Linked DNA regions of Homo sapiens: region 1 is linked to region 2. The links are chromatin contacts, found by Hi-C in ENCODE. All regions are on one chromosome and are shown on one strand. The core of a region is the stretch at or near the end of the contact, and the rest is flanking DNA. Distances in the headings are between cores, read along the strand shown. Region 1 holds the start of MCIDAS (multiciliate differentiation and DNA synthesis associated cell cycle protein). Region 2 holds the start of ISL1-DT (ISL1 divergent transcript).

Region 1 (2,700 bases), core at 144-2,643, 3.8 Mb before region 2:
ACTGGCTAGTGGTCGTGCTACTCAGAAACCAGAGGAAACAGGAGACAGGGCTAGGAACAAGTTGTGGGAAGCTGGAAATACAGCTGAAAAGGCTTTTAAAAAATCACTAATTTACCCATACTAAGCACCAGTCACTTTACATAAATAATCTCACTCATCTTCACAGCAACTCTATTGAGGCCAGTGTAACTTTTTTTCCTAAAGACCTAGGGCTCATGGACCTGGTCCTCAGGCACTCTGACCCTAAAGCCAGAGCTCCTCACCATGAGCCATACCACACCAACTCTAGCTGGCTGACCTCACATCAATTCAGTTTCTGCATCTACTCCTGGGTCAGAGAGTCTCTCACTCTATTCCAGCTCTACCATTGGATTACCTTCCACCGCTGTTAGGGTATCTTGTTTCTTACTAGAGGCTCTTTCACTACGACTACTAGGTATAAGGGGAAAACAAGGTGCCCAACATAGGGGGGTGGGTACACAAAGATTCCAATTTCAGACGACTGTTCAAATTGGATGAATATGAGTGGTACTGAGAAAGGTCCCTCGCCTAAGGATGCCCCTCCCTAGGAGATGCCTCGGACTCAGGAAAATGCCCATTCCTTGGAGAGGTGTTGGCTTGGGAATGGCAACTACGACTGCGAAGAGACCAGCCAAACGTGGCGATGGGCCGCTGAGGCCACTAGGAAAGACAGGAACAGGGTTTTCGGGGATTCGGTACTTTCCACTGTGGCGTTTTCAGAAAGTGGAGGAGGGTTCGTAGTGTCACTTTTTCTTAACGGACGGTCTTTTAAAGGCTGTGCTCACGCGCCACTGCCGAGAAGAGTGCGGGGCTTGGGGAGCGGGGCGGGCTCTTGGCGTCAGGCCAAAAGAGACCACGTGGAAATCCATAAGTCAGGACCCAGGATAAGGTTCAGGTTTGAGGGAAGGGGCTTCTGTAATAAGGGGGCTGTTCCAGGGCATCCCTGCCGGTATTCTACATCCTTACTAAATCCTGCAGGAGCGCAAAGGCCGGAGTCTAGCGCTGGCGGGTGTCACTCCACGTTTATTTCGTGCGCCTTGTGGCTGGAGTGGGAAGAAAAGGAAATAATCGTTAACTTTGCCATTCCCCCTGTCTGTAAGCGGGAAGACGGTACCCAGGGCGAGGGAGACCGGCGTTTGCCCGCCCCTCCTTCTCCCTCTCTTCGCCTGGCGCGTCCGGGAGGCGGCGGCGCCAAAGCTCGCCGAAACGGCGCTGGCGGGCCGGGGCCCCGCGCTGGCGGCTCCCGGGGGAAGCCCGGTTGCCAGGTTGGGTTTAACGCCTCCGCCCGCGCGCAGATTGTCCCGGGCTGAAGGCGCCACCTCTGGCGCTCAGGCGCAAGCCACCCCTCCCGCGCGGCGGTCCTCCCCCTCCCCCGCCATCTCTCAGCACCTCCTCGGCAGCCCCTCGGCTCCTTCTCGGTCACGCGCCTGCCCCAACCTCTGGCTGGCTTCGGAGCCTGCAGGCACTGAAGGGAGTGCAGGGTGTGGATCGCTGCCCCAGCCCGGGCCGCCGCCTCCGAGCAGTCGGCACCCGGAGGCAGGAGGCACAATGCAGGCGTGCGGGGGCGGCGCGGCCGGCCGTCGGGCCTTCGACAGCATCTGCCCCAACAGAATGCTGGCACTGCCGGGCCGGGCGCTGCTCTGCAAGCCGGGGAAGCCGGAGAGGAAGGTGGGGCGGTTGATTCGGGCCGGGCGGGGTCTGCGCGCTCGGTGCCCCGAGGGCTGACCCGCGTTCAACGTTTGTGTGCCCGGCCAGTTCGCTCCTCCGCGGAAGTTCTTCCCCGGATGCACAGGCGGGAGCCCGGTGTCGGTGTACGAGGATCCCCCGGACGCCGAGCCCACAGCGCTGCCAGGTGAGCCCCGTGGCACCCACGCTACCCCTCGGGTTCCCCGCGCCGGGAGGGTGCGGCGCGCACAGCTCGGAGGAGCTTCTCTCCCCCGGGCTCTGACGTCCTAGCTGCGAGCCTGGCGGAGAGGCTCAGGGCCCGCCCGGCGCGTGTCTCCCGGTCTCCCCGCGCAGCCCTCACCACCATAGACCTGCAGGACCTCGCTGACTGCTCTTCGCTACTCGGGTCCGACGCGCCGCCTGGTGGTGACCTGGCCGCCTCGCAGGTACCTCCCCTTCTCGTGGAGCCTCGTGGTTTCACGCAACCCAAACCCTCCTCCGGGGTGGTGGTTTTAATTCCCCAAAAGCTCCTCTCGGGTCGGGAGCGCAGGCACACTCAGCTGGTGAGGGGAAGCATTGTGCAGGCACCTGAGCCTCCCAGATCAGAACTTCTACTTGCATCCTAGTATGTTATGAAGACCACATATCCACTGGAGCTGATTTGACCAACTTGATACAGTCGGGCTCATCTGGAGGCCTCCCCTCCTATTTCCCACCCTATCTACTCTTTGGAGCTGTGACAAGATTGCGCACTGAGAGACCAGGCGGGTGGGTGGGAGCAAAGTTGCGCACTGGGAACCTGTTGCATTCCTATCAGTTCTCCCAACACCCCCTTCCTGGCCATTTTCATTCCGTGGGTATATAAGAAGAGTGGAGGTTGATGGATAACTTCTCTATCAGGACTGGAAAAGAGCAAGAGAATTTGCAGTTGGAAGAAGCAGGAAGGACAAAGGACTCTGGAAGTAATCTTGCAGAAAATGTTCTTCTCTGCAGAGACAGTCCTTCAGCAATTGG
Region 2 (2,700 bases), core at 68-2,567:
CACATTTCAAACATGCCGCATGCCATTCCAAATCCGGAGAAACCCTCAGAATATACTGATCGTGAATCTGATTGCCGCAACCAACACATAGGGAAATCAGACGTTTTTCTGAAATGAAAATAAATACATGATTGACTAACCGTTTACTTCCTACAGAGATAAACACACTTTTAGTGTCGTTCTCTTATAGGGCGTACTCTGGGAGGTTTTTTTCTTTCTTTCTTTCTTTCTTTTTTTTTTTTTTTAGAGCATTGCACTTTGGGATGGTAATTGAAATGTGCCATCAAAACCTTGACTCATTTTTAAAAGGAGGTGGAATATATGTAAAATGCAGATTGGAATAGTCTACATTTGTACGCCTAGCACGCAATCAAACCCGCTCATTTTGTATTTCTCCCCCCCCCCTTCCTCTTTGCTATAATCATTGGGAAAGATTATGGATAAGTCAAGTCAAAGAAAAGGTTTTGACTAGAAGCGTTAAGTGAACGCAGGGATGTCTATATTTTCCGTGAAGCGCGCTCTTAAATAGCACACAGGACTGGATATTGTTAGCAAGAGCAGGCATAAATACAGTTGTCACTCGTTCTCTTTTGCAAGTCTAATGCTAATTCACATCTCTGGGCATTGACTGTGCAGGCAGACCTTTGCAACATAATAACCTTCTCGGAGAGCTCAGGATTCCCCAGGAGGAAATCACCGCTTAGCACCAGAAAGCTAGAGCTTTGGAGGGCACACAGGCGAATTCACACACAAGGTACAATCAGTTTCCCGAAGATAAGAACCGACAGTAAGCATGCAGGCGTGGCGGCAACAAGAAAAAGCCACCTTTTCTCTTTCTCCAGGCAATGACTCCAACTCCAAAGAGCCCTTGGCACCTCAGCCTGTGCCTGAGAGAGAACCCCGCACAAGAACAGCACACCGAGCCCCACAAGGTAAAATAGCCTCTTACTTTTTGGTGGATCTCCCATGTCTCCCATATCTGTAAGAGGGAGTAATGTCCACAGTGAAATGGTGGTTGTACAGTTGGTGAACAGCCCACAGAGAGGATGCTGGAGCTGTGGCTAAGTGGGAAATATTGGCCCCTGGGGTTGCCAATGCTGAAAGAGCCGCTGCTCGGCTGCGCCGCGCCCTCGCGGATCTAGGAGTCCAATTTAAGCCGGCGGAGTTGGCGGAGCGGAGGCGCTGCGGCGGCGGCAGACTCGGCGCGGCTCGGGCACCTCTCTTCCTTATCTCTTACTCAAACTTCTCTGCTCCAACTCAGCTCCATCGCCATTGGTCTGACGCAGCGCGCGGGGACGTCAGGCGAGCGCCGCGCCCATTGGCTGCAGGGCGCGCGGCGCAGCTGTTCTGATTATCATATTTCAGCCTCGCCGCCGCTGAGCGCCACTGACCGCTCGGCGAGCCAGCGGGAGAGGATTAGGGCTCCCGAGGCAACTTGCTCGGGGCTCAGGCCGTTCTCCCCCGAAGCTCGGGCTGCCGGGCTGTTCTGGCTCTGGCCTCCCTCTCCTCCTCTTCCTCTTCCTTCTGTCCCCTCCCGCGTTCCTTCCCGGCCGCGCCGCCTGCGCCCTCGCCTCCTGTGGCGCTGCTCCTCCGCCCTGCGCTCCTGGGGTCCCCGCAGTCCGGCTGGCCGCGTTGCGCGCGGGGCTCACTTTCTGCCGCCGGTGGCGAGTGGCTGGTGGGTAGGTCTACCTGTTGACGAGGTCCCTCCCGGGCTCTAGGAAAAGGGGGGAACTTGGAGCAGGCCGTTCAGCTTGGTTTGGTCCCCACGCCGTGGTGCACATCCCCGGGGCCTGGCCTGCCTTGGCTGCTCCGGAGGGCTAGTTCCTCCAGAACTGGCTGCGCTCGGCGCGCTAGGGGAAGAAGAATCGGGAATGGGATGATTAAACCCAGAGGAACTGTTTCCTGACTGCTACACCATTACTCCGTCTCCCCCAACCTCAGATATCTAAAAACGTTGGGTGGGAGGAAAGGGGCGCTTCTTGCTGTTGGGACAATCAGGTTGGAACGCACCGGTAAACCGAAGTTGACTCCGCGGACTGACTTTTTGTCTTTCAGACCCGCGAGGTCTGCTTCTCAGTTTAACTCTAGAATTGAAGCTCACTAACCCGAAGCCAAAGAGCGAAATGATCTTTCAGTAGTCTAAAGTTTGTAAGATTTTTATATACTGTTCAATTCTTCTCACTGCTGGTCTCCTGCCCTTTGTTTTTAAGCAAACTTGTGCAACTAGCTGTGGTATTTTGGTAATTATAAGGACAAGTCTCCATGACTTTGTGGAGATTTTTTAAAAATGCATTAGTCTAAGGGCGCGAGTAGGGAGGGATTTATTACAGAACAGTGAAAGACCTATTTCACGTCCCCAGGCGTTAATATATAATTTTCTCTCGAGAAACTACTTGGAGAGAGAAGACTGTTAGGTGCAACTCGCCGGTAACCTTCTTCAATCATTCTTACATGTTCCCATCATCTGTTACGGTCTCCCAAAGACAGTCACAGGAAGGCCACGAAGAACCCCCGCGCTTCCCCCAAAGCTTCTAAAAAGCCATTTCTTATCTAATGGGGCTGCCAGTTTTATCTAAAAAGTCCTACAGACACAAACCATAGAAGGCTTAATTTCGGTGTCTTGTTGCTGTGAGAAGACCCGGTGTGTTAGGAAACTCCTTTCTTTATATCTTTCGCAAAATCTAACCCTTGATAAGAGCT

What was found. A loop is a pair of places that touch in the nucleus more often than their neighbours do. Pooled maps may share reads with other maps.
Region 1: a map of naive thymus-derived CD4-positive, alpha-beta T cell shows a loop between it and region 2 (30-fold over the local background). The contact joins the promoter of MCIDAS here to the promoter of ISL1-DT in region 2. A Hi-C loop is called at or near these places in 1 of 168 maps with a recorded cell type or tissue (naive thymus-derived CD4-positive, alpha-beta T cell), 1 of 37 single-sample maps with no recorded cell type and 8 of 50 pooled maps.

Annotation. Positions count from the first base shown.
Region 1 is chr5:55,226,008-55,228,707 of GRCh38, reverse strand. It overlaps MCIDAS (multiciliate differentiation and DNA synthesis associated cell cycle protein), which reads left to right and starts at 1,393. Exons shown (of 7, transcript NM_001190787.3): 1 at 1,393-1,689; 2 at 1,777-1,873; 3 at 2,041-2,132. The coding sequence starts at 1,570. It overlaps LOC124900978 (a long non-coding RNA gene), which reads right to left and starts at 2,090. Exons shown (of 2, transcript XR_007058773.1): 1 at 1,411-2,090; 2 at 1-1,064. RefSeq lists silencers at 1,134-1,223, 1,374-1,523, 1,574-1,643.
Region 2 is chr5:51,381,949-51,384,648 of GRCh38, reverse strand. It overlaps ISL1-DT (ISL1 divergent transcript), which reads left to right and starts at 1,317. Exons shown (of 2, transcript NR_046243.1): 1 at 1,317-1,675. ISL1 (ISL LIM homeobox 1) reads right to left here and starts at 1,201. Exons shown (of 6, transcript NM_002202.3): 1 at 950-1,201; 2 at 1-108. The coding sequence starts at 977.